Regions from separate parts of the Mus musculus genome. Here region 1 is linked to region 2. A link is a loop called in an ENCODE intact Hi-C map of the cell type or tissue named here. Cell type or tissue: left cerebral cortex. All regions are shown on one strand.

The links. Hi-C counts contacts between places; a loop is a spot of excess contacts. Peaks named below come from ENCODE experiments on the same cell type or tissue, not always from the same donor. Only the 100,000 strongest peaks of a DNase experiment are listed, where the experiment ranks them.
Region 1: it touches region 2 in a loop (2.9-fold over the local background); 1 of 42 quality-filtered maps calls a loop at or near these places.

Annotation. Positions count from the first base shown.
Region 1 is chr17:3,557,177-3,565,176 of GRCm38, forward strand. Tfb1m (transcription factor B1, mitochondrial) reads right to left here and starts at 579. Exons shown (of 7, transcript NM_146074.3): 1 at 405-579. The coding sequence starts at 537. 1700102H20Rik (RIKEN cDNA 1700102H20 gene) reads left to right here and starts at 648. Exons shown (of 2, transcript NR_045303.1): 1 at 648-728; 2 at 2,367-2,687. It overlaps Gm34155 (a long non-coding RNA gene), which reads left to right and starts at 5,363. Exons shown (of 5, transcript XR_876342.2): 1 at 5,363-5,394. In left cerebral cortex, CTCF peaks have their summits at 3,574 and 5,449 (motif pointing left); DNase peaks (open chromatin) are centred at 374, 647, 1,423 and 3,549; H3K4me3 peaks cover 1,613 bases; H3K27ac peaks cover 1,010 bases.
Region 2 is chr17:4,981,267-4,989,266 of GRCm38, forward strand. No RefSeq gene overlaps it. Among named protein-coding and RNA genes, the nearest start is that of Arid1b, 9.8 kb to the right of the region's middle. In left cerebral cortex, no CTCF peak of the experiment used is centred here; no DNase peak of the experiment used is centred here.

The sequences.
Region 1 (8,000 bases), 1.4 Mb before region 2:
GCACAAGGTAGCTGTAGGCGCCGTTTGGTTAGTATGACTTTACAGAGCGAATCTCCAGTCCCTAGAGGGATCCCTAGACTTAAGTGAACGTTTATCCTATTTACTCTCTTGGTTTCGTTTTTGAAAGAGTCCATCTGTTTCTAACTGGCGGCAATCCTCCTGCCTCTGCTCCTCGAGTGCTGAGCTTACAGACGCGCTTTACTGAGCCGGGCTAACGAGAGGCAGGTTGGCGCATCATAAAGCGCGCGGGAAACATCTCCCGCCCGCAAAGCGGTCGACCAGTCGTCGCCCTAGCCCGCGAGGACCGGAGGAGCAGCGCTTGACTGACAGCCGCCCGCCCCAACCCGCTCCATCACCCGGCCGCGCCCACCACGGAGACCCGGGCGAACTGACGACTCAGCCACCTGTCAGCCTCAAGTCCAGGAGGAAATTCTGGGAAAGCTGTTTCACCGCTCGCAGTCCGAACAACTTAATGATCTCCCGAATGGTGGGCAACGGGGGAAGGCGGAAAGTGCCGAGCTTCCCCGAGGCAGCCATGAGAGACCCACATACACAGCCACGCGCAGCGGCTGGAAAGGTGCACGGCGCGCAGGGGGTGGGACCTTGGAGAAGACTGCCCGCCTCTGAGGCCACCTGGTTGGATGGAGAAACCTGCCGGAAATGACGAAACTGACAGGAAGTCTGTATGTACTGGGAGCTCAGGACGCGTCAGGCCGAAAGCGGTGCAGGTTGGGAGAGGAGAGGGGGCGGAGGCTAGGAGGCGTGGTCTTTGTAACCTCTGGGAGGCTCCGCAGGCCTTTGACATTCCAAAGGCTTGACTTTTGATTTGTAGCAGGAAAGATGGTGATTGGTTGCTTGCTGTTTGTAGACTGGTTACCGCCCCACCCCCGTAGGCTAGATACTTTTTATTTCTTCGCGTCCATTACTTCTTTCAGAACTTAGTTCCATAGAGAACTATAGGCTTATTTAAGGTAAGCCTGCTGAAAACCGAGTTTAAGACTTAGACTTTAGAGCAAATGGCTGAATGCCAGCCCGTTAACAGCACCCCAGCTTTAACCAATAGCAAGAGACCAACTGACTCAAGTAAAGCAAAAAGCTAACCGTAACCAACTAAACTGTGTCTCTAGATAATTTCTCTTTTCTTGTCATTGAACAATGTCCATTTTCTGGCCGGAGTTGTTTGAAAGAATTCCAAGGGCTGCCTAATTTTAGAATGGTGAATGAAAGCCATTCTGGGTCTTTAAATATGCTGTAATTTTGTCTCTTGAGCTAAGCACTTTAAACTTCGAGAAGTGTTTTTGATACCACTTGTTACTATTTCATATTCCCTTTTAAATCTCTCAGGTGTAGTCTTGCGAAACAGGACACATATTGCTAACTTCCGATTAAAACAGGATCAAGAAAGCCCTGCGAGGCCACGAATTTCGTAAAGCTGGAAGTTCACAGATTCCAGCTGTAGTCTAGTGCATGCGCGGTGGCTGCTGTTTTTAAGCAATGCCAGCAAGGTCAGCATCAGGACCACTCTTTTAGCCTTTGAAGCTTTTTCTAAAAGCTCATTCATGCTGCAAGCATTGTGGTCTCTCCACTGCTCTCAGAGTGAACCATAAAGGGGTTGCTCTTTTAAAAAGCTCAACTAAAAGAAATGTGTGCCAGGTCTCACAACTGAGTGGTTTGGAATTATTCGCTCACTAATTGTTACCATACAGATTCGGGTAGATTTTATTATTACGTAGTGGTGAAAGTGAGACTTGGGGCGGTTCAGCCACTTTCCCACACTTCAGAGTGGAAACGGAAGGCTTACTCATCAGGCAGGGAATCCAATGGAGAAAGGCTATTTGAGGGTTAAAATCCAAGTACCAAGAGAAGACAAATAGGTTCTGTCTTCCTGTGATGTCTGAGAACACAAGAAAGAAATGAAAACTTTTAAAATATTTTTCATAAGTGGGAAGATTTTTACTTTTTTCCGTCTGATTTCACTTGGTTATAAGTGAATTACACATCGTTTATGGTTCTGGTAGTTTAAAAAAAAAAAAAAAAAAAAAGCTAATGTAAAACCAGACCACTCTGGGCCGTGTGGAGAAGTAAAAAGTCCACATATCCACTTTAGTGGTTGCTAGATCAGCAGAAACCATGGGCTGACTGATGTATCTCTTTTAGAAAGTGAGAATGTGGTGGCAATTCCCCAAAGTGTCATAAAAAAACTTTGATTTGATATTTGATTCAGAGATAATATTCTCCATAAAACACTATACCTAGAAGGTGTCTATTCAGGCAATTGGGCTTTGTTTGGATGGTTGGTAGGTTTTGTTTTGTTTGTTTTTTTACCTTTGTGTTCCTTTGGAAATGTTATTATTCCTATACTGCAGGGAAGAAATACCAGCAAGTACAGTCATTCAACCTACCCAGGGTCACCAGCAATGCATCTAGAGAAGATACCCCGAGTTCTTCACGTTTCAAGTTCCAAGTTCAGTAGCCAAGCTTCTCAAATACTGTATCAACTGAAATTATTTTAAGTTAATTAACATGTTCATTTTGTGTTATTTAAATGTATAGAAATATGAAATTAGGTGTAGACTTAGATCTACAGTTTTCATATGACTACTAAAATCACACAATAAAAATATGCAAACCCACCAAACCAACACACATGGCTTTATTATTTTATAATAAAGATGCCATAAAAATCACTACTCTTTCTGTTGTCTGGATTCATTTCTAGTTCAACTCATTCGTGTTGTAGTGTATCACATATAGTAGAATTCTCTGGTTTCAAACAAATCTGCTAAAAATCTATCACAAGGGAGAACATATCGAGTGTGTCTGTTTCTGCTTTTTTATTAGCTTGGGAAACAACTGAAGTCAAATCATTTGGCACTAAGATTGCCAAAACTGCACACACTGTATGTCAATCTCAAGAAAGATGTTCAGGTGACCCAGGATGTAGTCACATGAACTTTTAAAAGCAGTGATATCAACCAAAGTATTCCAGTGATGATAAGCAGCATGTTAGATTTCTAAGAAGTCATACCTGGGTCTAACTAGGACTTCATCGTGCCATCTTTACTGATCTTTGTCTGTTATATTGTGTCCCATTTACAAAGCTATGTCCCGGGCCATTTCATTTAGTTCTCATTTAAATTCTTTATTGAAGTTTCACAAAGGCATCCAGTCACTTTCCCTTGCTGGTAAGTGCTAGAGCTGAGTCAAAAATTCACATCTTTTGATTCTACTGTGTTTTTTTATTAACCTTGTATTAAATAATTATTGAATGAAATAAAAAAATCCATCTTAGGAAAGTCTTCCAAGGTTTTAATAATTCTTGAGATCTAGTTTTTATCATCATAAATATCTGATCTTAAGCCTTTGAATTTCAGAAAATTATGCATAACTCCCTGCAAAAGCCTGTGAAATCAGCAGGGGGTGTTTTAGTCGTATATTATCCCTTAAAAGAGAGCTGTGCAGTTTCATCAGTTTTGAAGCTTTGAAGTATCTGCTTCATCTAGATACAGATTTTAATATGCTAAAATATTATAATTAAAACAGAAATTGCTGGCCCCACCTATCTGTGAAGATGGAGTACTACAAGAGATTCATACTGAAGTATGCTGTGGATTTCTGATTTGCATGAATCCCAGCATAGCAATACAGGAAACTTTATTTTAGGTTTTTATTTTAATGAAATTGCGTATGTGACTTTATTGATATAAGTAATTTAGTGTCTGTCTATGGGAAAAATGCTAATTCCAAACGATTGTCATTTGGTAGTTCCCTGGAAGAGATATGAAAGCCACAAAGACCAATATCTTCCTGTCATGTGGGGATTTTTCAGAGAAAATTAAATGTGGTTTGGAATTGCCAAATTGAACTTTATAAAATGTCTGTTTTGCTATGTGGAGTGCCCTTTTCTGGTAGTATTTTATAATTCTATAACGTGACTCAATGCTCTGGAGAAACATTAAGGACTGTACTTACCACACATTTAATTTTTTTTAAATGGCAGTTTGATGCCCATTGTTCACAAAGGAAGCTCATGCCCTACCTTGAGGGAAGAAGAAAAAAATTTAATAATTCTGAGCAGGCTGCAGTTAAGAAGCAGAGCAACCCACAGCGAGTAGCACAGACTCTGCCTGAGGGGACAGTGCTCCAGTATACTGCTTTGGAAAACTATGGTATTTATCACTATTCTGGGCAGTATTTGGAAGCTTGCGTATTGCCCTCAAATATCTGTGAATTATTGTCAAGTATCCTAACAAAGTGATGAAGGCAGGCAGCCTTTTCACTAAGGATGGCTTAGAGAACATGAATAGTTGTTTTTTTCCTTACACAAAGCAAATCTTACATGGATGAACAATAAGCCAGCAACCAATAAAGGCATTGTCAAGATGCCTTTATTGTCCTTTAAACCACAATATTTCATTGACAAAAATCCTCAGCACAAACAAAATTACTCAAAACTACAAATACATTTGCAATGAAGATTTACCAATTATTATAAACGTGACGTGGAGACCATTGTTGCATGACTAGGAATCTGGGTTCAGTTAGTAAATGTTCTTCTCTGGGCATCCTTATTTTCCTCTCTGAGAGGGGTCTGTGAGCAGGCACAACTGTTCCTTTTTTTCTGCCCCAACTCCCTTGTTCTTGCTCATCCCACAACATCCAGAGCAAGATGTTTATAGGAGATGTTGGATTAACTCAGTACCTGCTGAGAAACAACTAATTTCCTTTTCTTCCAACTAGTGAGGGGTACATACAGATGGAAAAAGGATGGGGACATTTGTTTGACTTAATTTTTTATTAACTACTTTTAGTGTATGTGTGAGTGTGTATGTGTGTGCATACATGTGTGCTTGTGTACATATCATGGTGCACATGTGGACATCAAAACTAGAGAACAACTTACTTGTAGGAGTCAATTCTGTGGGAACTGAGTCTGTCAGACTTGGTGGCAAGTGCCTTAACCCGCTGAGCCACCTCGCCAGTCTGGCTTGCTCAACTTTTTTGAGAAAGGGGCACAGAGCTCTTTCTCATTTCCACTTTGGTCCACTTGAGGTTAGATTTTTCAGACTGCTGGTGGACTGTTCCCATTACTCTGCCCTGCTACAATTTCTTTTCCCCAAACATCCATAGATTACCACTTTCTTCACTTGTCTCTACAGTTCAAGCCCTCGTCCCCAATGAATTTCGGTTGCTTGGGTAAAAAACATAGACGACACGTTCTGATTATTTTCTATTGTGAGAGTTACCCGTCAGCTAGCTGGGGGAAGTGGTCTCATTTTGCTTTGTCTGCCAATAGAAACCATGAGCAGACAAGATGAAGCTTTCAAATGCTTGTCTCTGCCAACTGTGCCTCTCTCCCCGTCCTCACCCCATCTCCCAGCGGTTTTGTCAGCGGTAGGTAGATGGGCGCGTCTGTAAGTGCTGCCCTCTAGTGTTGTAGTTCTTCAGCCTTTGGGTGTTGTGCCTCTTGGTGCCATAAGAGTTAAAGTCCTTCTGTGGACCTGGGCTCCCTCATCCCTTTCTTGCTATTGACGTTGTAGCTTCCAGACAAGCTTAAGTATTGGGATTCTCTCAGCCATTGGCCACAGCCAGTAAGTATCGCAACTCTATGAAGTTGGGAATCCTCAGCCCATAATTTTAGCCAGTGTCACAGCTGTTGCAGGGTCTCAGTGCTGGTTCTAGAGATTTAACAGCTCTTTGGAGCTTCTCTGATGACCACATCCCAGTTTATCCTTTCTGACTCCTTCCAGCCTTTTGTCTTCCAGTCTCTCTTGTCATCTCTCTCCTTCCTCTTTTCTTTTTCTGCCTGCCCTGGCTACTCCTGAACAACTGTCCATCTGTTTCTTCTATAGCTGTCATAATGCTGGCCCACCTTACTGCCTTCACAGCCCAGCCCACTGACTGCTCAACTGTCCTTCCAACTGTTGTTCTACTGCCTCTGCTTGTCAGCAGCTCAGTCTGTGGGACTAAGAGAGGCAAGACAAGGTGACTGAGAAGGCTGTCATTGGTCCTGACCCTGCAATCTAATCCAATGAGAGGTAGCAAACTAATGTCTCCCAGACATCTCTCTTAGTGAGCCCAGTAGCATGATTAGAAATCCCAAGAAAGGGCGTTTGGATGAGCTATAGCCATTTTTCACTGATCCAACTACAGTCTTGCAGTTTAACGCTAACTTTTCAACATGATCAGAATGCCCTCATTTACAAATGGGATTGAAACAGAGAGAAGCTGAGTGCCCTGGTTCACCTGACTGTTGACAGAGGGGTTTGAGCTTGACTGTGTCCACTTCACCTTCACTCTAGGCTGACTCGCCAGGACTCTTGGAAGCTGCCTGTTCTCCAAAGGGCTGTAACAACTGCACATCTTTTCCCCATCTATGTGCAGGCTTTTCTTGCTGTCTTAGTCATATGATTTCTCAGTCTATGCTGGTTTTAATAGGAACAGCCCCCATAGACTCAATATGCTTGAGTGCTTGGCCCATAGGAAGTGTCACTAATAGGAAGTGTGGCCTGGTTGGAGTAGATGTGACCTTGCTGGAGGAAGTATGTCACTATGGGAGTGGGCTTGGAGGTCTTATATGCTCAAGCTATGCCCAGTGTGATTCACAGTCTCCTTCTGCTGCCTGTGGATCAAGATATAGAACTTTCAGCTCCTTCTCCAGTACTGTGTCTGTCTGCCTGGATGCTGCCATGCATCCTGCCATGATGTGTCATAGTGTCTCTTCATAGCAACAAAGCCATAACTAAGACATGGTCCAAGATTCTTTTGGAATGATTTCTTCTCTCCATGAAACTTTGTCTCCCCATAAACTTTCCCACACAGTAAGCCATCCTCCAATTGAAAAACCCATCTGTCCCCTCAACCCCTGTATCCCATATTATTATCAACTCCCGAAGTCTGGTTAGGATAGCAGAGCTTGCACCTGACTCGAATTTGCACTGCTGGTGTCATCACTCATGTTTCTGCAACAGCTTCTGTCTTCTTGCTCTACAACCTTGTTATATCCAACAGCAAAACAACCCTAAAAGCATAAGCTAAGTCACCCACCTACAGGGGGCCTCCCATTGCATTTAAAGGAAGAGCCTAGTACATTGCCAAGGCCTAAACCCCCTTCTCTCACCTTATCAGATCCATCTCTCTGATAAACTGAGACTCTCATGTTGTTTTCTCACATTATCAAACATACCAAGCTCTCCTCTCTCTTCTTGCATCAGGCTGTATTGTCTGCTTGGAACCATCACCTTCTATTCTTCAGCTGACTAGTTTGTTTCCACCCCCCTCTCTCTCACACAGACAGACAGACACATACACACATACACACACCACATCATACACACAGGGGGGACAGATACACAAACATAAACACACGGGGGGAAAAGAGAGATGCATACAGAAATACACACACAGACACATACAGACAGGCACACACAGAGACAGATATATAGACATACAGACAGGCACACACACAGACAGACATATAGACATACAGACAGGCACACACGCAGACAGACATATAGACATACACACAAACACACACACAGACATGTACACCCGAAAACACACAGACATGCATACAGTTACACACACAGACACACATATAGACATACATACAAACACACACACAGACATATGCACACACACAAACATACACAGGCAGATACACACACACACACATACACACTAAAATCTAGGATCTGTACATGAGAGAAAACATTCAGTCTTTGTCTTTCTGAGTCTGGCTTATTTCACTTTATATAATAATTTTGAGCTCTATCGATTTTCCTGCAGATGTCTCATGACTTCATCATGACTTCTTTATGGCCAAATAAAACCGTCTGTGTGTGTTTACCTCGTTTGCTTTATTCACTTTTCTGCTGCTGGACACAGAGGTTGATTTCATTTCTTAGCTATTGTGAACAGTTCAGCAATAAACATGGATATGTAAGAACTTCTTTGGTAGGATTTAGAGCCCTTTGGGTATATTCCCAGAAGTTGTGTCC
Region 2 (8,000 bases):
GGAACCCACGGCTGAGAGCTCACAGACTTTAGAGGTTAAGTTACTACCTTTATTTTGCTAAATGAGCAAAGTATCCAACTGTCTTATAGATGTGTTTGTCTATACCCACAGATGAATGTGGCTCTCCGTCCTCACCAGGGAAGCTCCTGTGTGTTAGTTAGCTGGTCGTTAGTTCAGAGACTCACAACTCAGCAAAGTACAGCTCAACCATAGATGGACCGTCACGTCACTCTCACACCTCCTCCAGGAAAGGTTCAGGAAAGAAGGTCAGAGGGAGTGGAAGGAATGTGAGCCCAGAGGTTAGGGAGGATGGGAGCCTTCTGGACAGCTCAAGGCTGGCTGCATCAGGAACTAGCTACAGTTCCAGGTACAAGTCAGACTGGGCAACATTCTAGTATTAGTAGGGGAGGGCCACCGAATCCCCACTTCTAGCTAAGAAGCCCTGGATAGCTGCTTCTTTTGCTCCTATGGTCAAGTTGGTTTTCTTTAGGGATGTAGTCTCTGGTGGGTTGATAATGTTCCAGTGAATGGTCCTATACTCATGTGTGCATGGTTTATCACTAATGGGTTATTTTTTTTTAAGGAAATTAGGTTGGGAAGGGAACAAGAGGGGCTGGAAAGGGGGAGTCAGAATGGATATAACGGGAAGTAGCATGTGCATGAAATGCTTGAAGAATGAGCAAATTGATATAAAACGTATTATCTGGTCCTTAGCTGAGCTTCAAGCAAGAAATCAAAGCAAATAAATGCCAAGGAAGGCAAAGGAAAGGACAGGTGGGCCTGAGAAATGAAACAAAACAAAACACACCGGCTGGAACAGGGCCTGCTTCTAGGAGCAGCAGGGAGAAAAGTTGTTGCAGGAGAGAGGGAAAGTACTCAAGGAACTTCAGCTACAAGGAGAAAGAGTCACTAGTGGCCCAACTGGTCCTTTTACCTCTTCTGGCGGATGGGGAAACGGAAGGCCCTGCTAGCAGGTACCATTTAGGTCAGAGGCTGTTGTAGGTCCTTTACAGTCTCGTCCCCAACTCATACCCCAGTCCCTCCACATACATTTGACAGACATGGGCTAATCTGAACAGACACCCTATTACCGATTTTAATAAGCAGGAGTTAGGTTATAGTTACAGAATGTTGCCATTTAGAAATCCATATAGATTTCCAAGAGAGTGAAGCAGATAAAAAGGCAAGGAAAAAGATGATAGAAAGTAGGGTTTTTTCTCTCTCTCTCTCTCTCTCTCTCTTCTTTTCCTTTTTTCTTTCTAGAATTTCAAAAGGAGGTCATTGGGAATCACAGATGAAAAAGTTTTTGGCAGCCACAGAAGGTTAGAAGTCAGCGTGTGGAGGGATTTGGAGATAAAATATGAACAAGTAGAACAGTTAGCCAAGGAATTTGTCCACAGAAGGTCAGGGAAAAAAATAGTAATTGAGAAGGCTAAAGAGTCTCCCTTTTTCTGAGTTCACCTTGGGCAGAAAATTTCTGACTTCCACGAATTATCTCAGGTTAGTAAAAGGGTCTAATTACTTTTACAATAAGTATATCAAAGGATACATTGTAATTTGCAACACTGTGTTTCTTCAGGAGTTAGTATTCTCTAGAAAGTGTCCCCACCGCTCGCTCCCTGTTTTTGCAACCTTCCCTCTTTCCCTGGATCCTGTCTCTCTCTCCCAACTCTCTCGCTTCCCTTCTGTTCCCTGGGTTACCATTTGGGTAAGATAAACTTTTATCTCTATTTCAGCCATCAGTCCTTGCAATTCCTGTAACTGCCCTCAAAGGAACCATAACCACGCCCCCTACACTCTCCACCCTGTCTCTTTTGCCTTAGTGCTGGTATTGCTCTGTGGAGGAGTTATGACATATCACACACTGTCCTATGTAGCCATGGAATCTAAGAATTCACCTGGGCCCCCATGTTGTCTCTGTGCAGATCAACAAACACACAGTGCGGAGCAACAACCATATTAAGAAATAGGCTGCCGGGCGTGGTGCCGCATGCCTTTAATCCTAGCACTTGGGAGGCAGAGGCAGGCAGATTTCTGAGTTCGAGGCCAGCCTGGTCTACAAAGTGAGTTCCAGCCAGGGCTATACAGAGAAACCCTGTCTCGAAAAACCAAAAAAAAAAAAAAAAAAAAAAAAAAAAAAAAAAAAAAAAAAAAAGCTGATGCCAGGAATTAAAAGCGTGGGTACACGCCTTTAATCCCAGCATTAGGGAGACAGAGGCAGGCAGATCTGAGTTCGAGGCCAGCCTGGTCAGGACAGCCAGGGCTGTACAGAGAAACACTGTTTTTTTTTTTTTTTTTTTTCGAGACAGGGTTTCTCTGTATAGCCCTGGCTGGAACTCACTTTGTAGACCAGGCTGGCCTCGAACTCAGAGATCCACCTGGCTCTGTCTCCCAAGTGCTGGGATTGAAGGCGTGTGCCACCACCGCCCAGCAGAAACGCTGTCTTGAAATAAACAACAGTATTTTTATTACCCCTTATTACCCTCCCCTTCCTTTCTTCTGTGTGTTGTGTGTTCTCAAGTGTGAGCTGTGTGTACTTGAATGTGCAGGCATACAGAGGCTAGAGCAGAATACAAGGACTCTCTTCCTCTATTACCCTCTGCCTTGCTGCCTTCTTGCTTTGAGATGGGGTTTCTCATCATTGCACCTATGATGGCCAGCCAGGGAGTCCTGGGGAACTGTCAGTCTCTGTCTCCAAGTGCCAGGGTCATAGGCACATGCAGTAACGCTTTACTCTCTACATGGCTGCTGGGGATTTGAACTTGGGTCCTCATGCTTTCACCGCAGTCACTTTAACCCACTGAGCCCTTTGTCTACCATTCCTACCTTCTGCCCACACATATCTAGGAATGCTGGGAAAGAGAATATTTATGTATTTATATCAGGAATTGAACCCACAGCATCAGGCTTGCTGGGTACACATTCTACCCTTGAGCTACCACCTCAGCCCCAGGACATAGATTCATAGTGAGTTACATAGCTGAGAGAAGCATCTGGTGATCCTTGTTGAAAGAGCAGTTTTATCTTAACCAGGGATTAAGTCTCTTGGAGAGAAGAATAAACTCATATATCTTTAGTGGGGAATTTTTAATCATGTTGCAAGAAAGGATGTTTGGGGTTGTTTGTAGTATATCTGTTTTTCTGAAATCTTACAACAGGAAGGACATTTGGAAATTAATTCTCTATTTAATTCCAAGCTATATGTTACATGATTTACAGAGCCTCTCATTTATCATATGAATTAAATAGCATTGAGCCATCTTTTCTACCTCTTTTTTTATCCTTCCTTCCTTTCTTTGTCTATTTGAAACAGAGGTCTCATGTAGCCCAGGCTAGCCTTGAACTTCTTGTTTGTTTTGTTTGGTTGTTTGTTTTTCTTTTTTTTTGTGGGGGAGGGGGTTCGAGACAGGGTTTCTCTGTGTAGCCCTGGCAGTCCTGGAACTCACTCTGTAGACCAGGCTGGCCTTGAACTCAGAGATCCACCTGCCTCTGCCTCCCGAGTGCTGGGATTAAAGGCGTGTGCCACCACGCCTGGCTGGCTGAGGATGACCTTGAATGTGAGTATCTACTTCCTGCTGAAATCGTGGGAATGCACCACCATCTGGGTTTACTCAGTGCTGAGGATCAAACCCAAGGTTTCCTGTATGCTAGGCACACCCCAGGCTAATCGTTCCTGTTTTATATACATCCAGGTACTCAGACTCTGCAACGACCAATGAAGCTGTCCAAGCCTACACACTGAACACAAGGAGCTGGGCTAGGAATCTCAGTCCTTCCTGCAGATCATGGAGAACCTGATGGTTAACACGCTCTATGTGGGTGGGAAGAGGTTTCGCTGCTTGCCCCCTGGCCTGCTTTAAAAATATTATTTTCCATAAATCAGTTTTAAATGCCACTTTTAAAAAAAATCATTATTATTTTTCAGGGAATTCCACAGAACATGTATGTCATTCTAAAAACATCCCTGAGATGAAACCCAGTGGCCTGGTTTATTTTCTCTTTCAGTCTATGAAGGGTATACAAAACAAACAGCATATGGCAAGAAGTTAATGAGATTAAAAAAAAAGTTCACCTAAAATAGTCTGAGGGATTTTCTACATGTGGTGTTGGTCTGGTTTCAAAAAACCACAGGAGGTTCTACTGAGCTCCAGAGAGGGGTTAATATTTTGCATTGTTTCCCTTGGGGTCAGCCTCATGGAATCGGCTGCAATCCCCAGGCTGTTTATAAACAAGTATCATGCTAGACACATGTAGGTAGGACTTTATGTGAGGTACCTGAGTGCCAAGAATCTGAGGCCACAGCTGGGTGGTGGTGGTGTATGCCTTTAATTCCAGCCTTCAGGAGGCAGAGGCAGAGGCAGAGGCAGAGGCAGAGGCAGAGGCAGAGGCAGAGGCAGAGGCAGAGGCAGAGGCAGAGGCAGAGGCAGAGGCAGAGGCAGAGGCAGAGGCAGAGGCAGAGGCAGAGGCAGAGGCAGAGGCAGAGGCAGAGGCAGAGGCAGAGGCAGAAACAGATCTCTGTGAGTTTGAGGTCAGTCTGAGTTCCAGATGTTGTGTCCGGCCAGTAGATCACAGGTTTGGGTTCTAGCCTGGAAAGGCATTTTGGAAACCTGGAAGAGAAGAAGGGCTGGGCTGCGCGAGATAAGGAAGGAACCAAGACAAAGGTCTCTGCTCAAGGTTCAATTTTTACTATTTTGGCACTCCGTTATGAAGGAAGGGGGAGGGGCCCGATTCCCGCCAAATAATCTTGGGGTCTAGTAGCAGGGTGACCACGAGTACGGCTCCGAACAGCAAAGCGGCAGGTTCCAGCAGTGGGTGTGGCAGCACGATTGAGCTGGCAAGCTCCATCCAGGTGTAAACAGTGGAACCATTAAGACTTGGGGAGGGGAGGCTACACAGGACAATCAGGGATGCATGGAGACAGAAACCCTGTTTCAACAAACAAACAAACACACAAACAACAGTTGGTGGCCACAATGACAATGGTCCTTTGTTAACCAGTTAGTTTCTGAGAGCAACAGCCCCTGAATACAGTTCAGCATTCACATTATGATAATAGGTAGTGCTGGCTTCTTAGGAAAATTCTTTTGTATTTCCTAAGTAAATAAAAACATAAGAATTCTGCCTTTATTTTATTTTTTCCCCTTTTGAGTAAGTTTGTGTTAATGTACATATGTGCACGCAAGCTTCTCTGAGTGTGTGTGCAGATGCTCATGCTCTCGAGTACATGTTAGCACATGTGTTTGTGTACACTAGAGGTCAGTTTTGGATGCTGTACTTCAGTAGCTGCCATCTCGCTTTTGGTCTAGAACTCACTGACTAGCTTAAGGTAGAAAGTGAGTTCCAGGGCCTCTTCCTGTCTCCATCTCTCCCCTGAGGCACTGAGTAAGAGATTCACCTGTCAAATGACACATTGAGTTAATTTAACTTGATGGGCCATCTGTGCTTTGTGTTTGGATCTTGAATGTGCCCCAAAGTCTTAGACCCCAATGTGGTACTACTGAGCGGCACTAGAAACTTTGAAAGATAGAGCGTAATGAGGTCTCCAGGTCTCTGGGGCCATGGCCTGGAGGGGATACTGGAACTCAAGCCTCGTCTTTTCCTTAACCTTTTCCTTTTTTTCTCTAGCCAGGAGGTGAGCAGCTTGGTTGATCAAACCCCCACCACCACGATGCACTGCCTTGCTCCAGCCCCAAATCAACCAAGCCATCTGATGACAGGCAGACCCCCCCCCCCCCCATACGGCTGTGAGCCCAGCCCTTTATTAGTTCACCACCTCAGTTATTTTGTTTTACAGATGCAAAGCTGACCGCACAAACTCAGTCCCACAAATTTTGACAAAAAGAGGAGGCTCCTAGACAACAGAAGTTCTCCTCTCTCTGTGTGGATGTGAGCTGCCACATCAGCACCCTAGACTTCAAATTATCAGTGAGGTTTAGTCTGTGTGAGCAGAGTCAGTTAGCAGAACACTGGCAGGTGGGTAGAGGGCAGTGGGTAGGAGTGATGGATGGAGTGAGGGTGGGCTCCATAGTAGTCTCCAAAATTCTAAAGTTGTTGATTTGGCTAGGAAGAGAGAGCAGGAAAAAGCCAGAACTGAGACACCTCATCTTTCTACCCGATTACTTCCTTATTTATTCTGTCTCTAAAATCATCAATGCTGATTTCTCACTATCTTGCTTAAAGGCCACTAAGCATGGGAAGTCCTCTGTGAAGAAGAGACAAAGACGCACCTCTGTCTGGCGGCCTCTGTCCCATGCCAGGACGCTAGAGTTGTAATCAGGGTGAACCATAGTCCCCACTCACCTCCTTGGTCTCAATTAGTGAACAGCCTTCTAGCTAAAGGGCTGATCTTGGGGTCTGTTCACTTATTTCTACTCCCATGGTCTTCCCTGGCTCATCTAACCATCTTTCATTTCTTACTTGAACTCTGCCCCACTTTGGAGAGCCATTTACAAAGAAGTCTAAATTCTAAATCTGGTGTTTCCCACCAAAGTAGGTCCTACATTTAATTCTAGAGCCAGAGTTAAATGTTTATCATGGCTTTTGTTTTTAGCTTAGTGACCACACCAGGCCCCAGTGTAAATGGAGCCCCGTGAATTCATTTAAGAAGAACAGACCTTGGGGTCTATTACATGTAGAAAGCACATGTGCATCATATTGACTTTTGGAGATGCTGTATCCAGGTTTTAGTCAAGCAAACATCAAAATAAAATTATTGTTGTTATTAAGGCAGAGTGTCACTATGCAGTTCTGGCTGGCCTAGAACCCTCTATGGCCAGAATGGCCTTAAACTCATATAGATCCACCTGGCCCTACCTCCTGAATGCTGGGATTAAAGTGTGGGGGTCCACACTTGACACAATCAACTAATTATGTCCTGCTGTTTGTTTTTAATTCCTGTGATAGGTCATCCTGCCAAAAACCAGCTTGGGGAGAAAAAAACATAGGTTCATTTCCATTTCCAGTTGTAGTTCATCATGGAGGCAAGACAAGGTGGGGACTAAAGACAGGAATCTGGGGGTAGGAGACGAAGTAGAGGGTTTTCAGTTGGATTTCCCTCTTCCAGAATAACTTTGGTTTGTGTCAGGGTGACCAAAACCTAATGAACACACCATAATGCCTGGCAAGATGAACTAACATCTATGAGCCTCTTTGATTATTTCTCACCATCAGAAGATGCTGGGACCTTCAGCTGATCTTGGCAGGCATGGGCAGGACTTGGTAGCCTGAGAAGCCTGAGCCTGGTCTCCTGGGACCTGATCTCGAATCTAGCTCTGGCTCTACAGGTGCTGCAGTGTTCACAGCAGTTCTTGCTTTCCTGCTTTCATCCTGTCTGTGGTCAGTGCCCCATCCCCAACCTTGCTCACAGACTCCAGGTACTTCTCCCTGCTGTTAAGATAAAAACCCTGAGGCAATTAGGCCTGATGGACCAAATGTGCCAGCCACACCTGGAAGCAACCGGTCCCTTTGATTTCACCTTGTTTTAAAATGGTCAGCCCAGGCCTTCAGGGAAACAGTCTCACAGCCCAGATGCCACTAGTGACCATAATTAATGCCCTCCCAGTGCCTTGAACCTTTCTTCCTCCAGCTGTCATCGCGTGGCAATTACGTTTGTTTGCGTGATCATCTGGCTAATGTCGAGCAGGTACAGTCAGTAATTTCTCTTTATTGCTTTCACCAGTGGCCTCCGGGCTGCCTCAGCTTAGAGACCAGGTACCCCTTGGGTTGAGATGGAATGGGTTTGGCTGGACAGTCCTCATGGTTTATACTCAGGGAGAGGCATCTTTCAGCACTCATATCCCTTTGGACAGATGGTCACCTACCCTGTAAAGACCAGCAGCTTAAAACTCATCTAGGGATTGGAGAGATGTCTCAGTGCTTTAGAGCCCTGGATGCTCTTCCAGAGGACCTGGTTTGATTCCCAGCACCGGTGTGGAGGCTCATAACCATGGATAACTCCAGTTCCTGGGGGAGGGGAGTGCCAATACCATTTTCTGAACTCC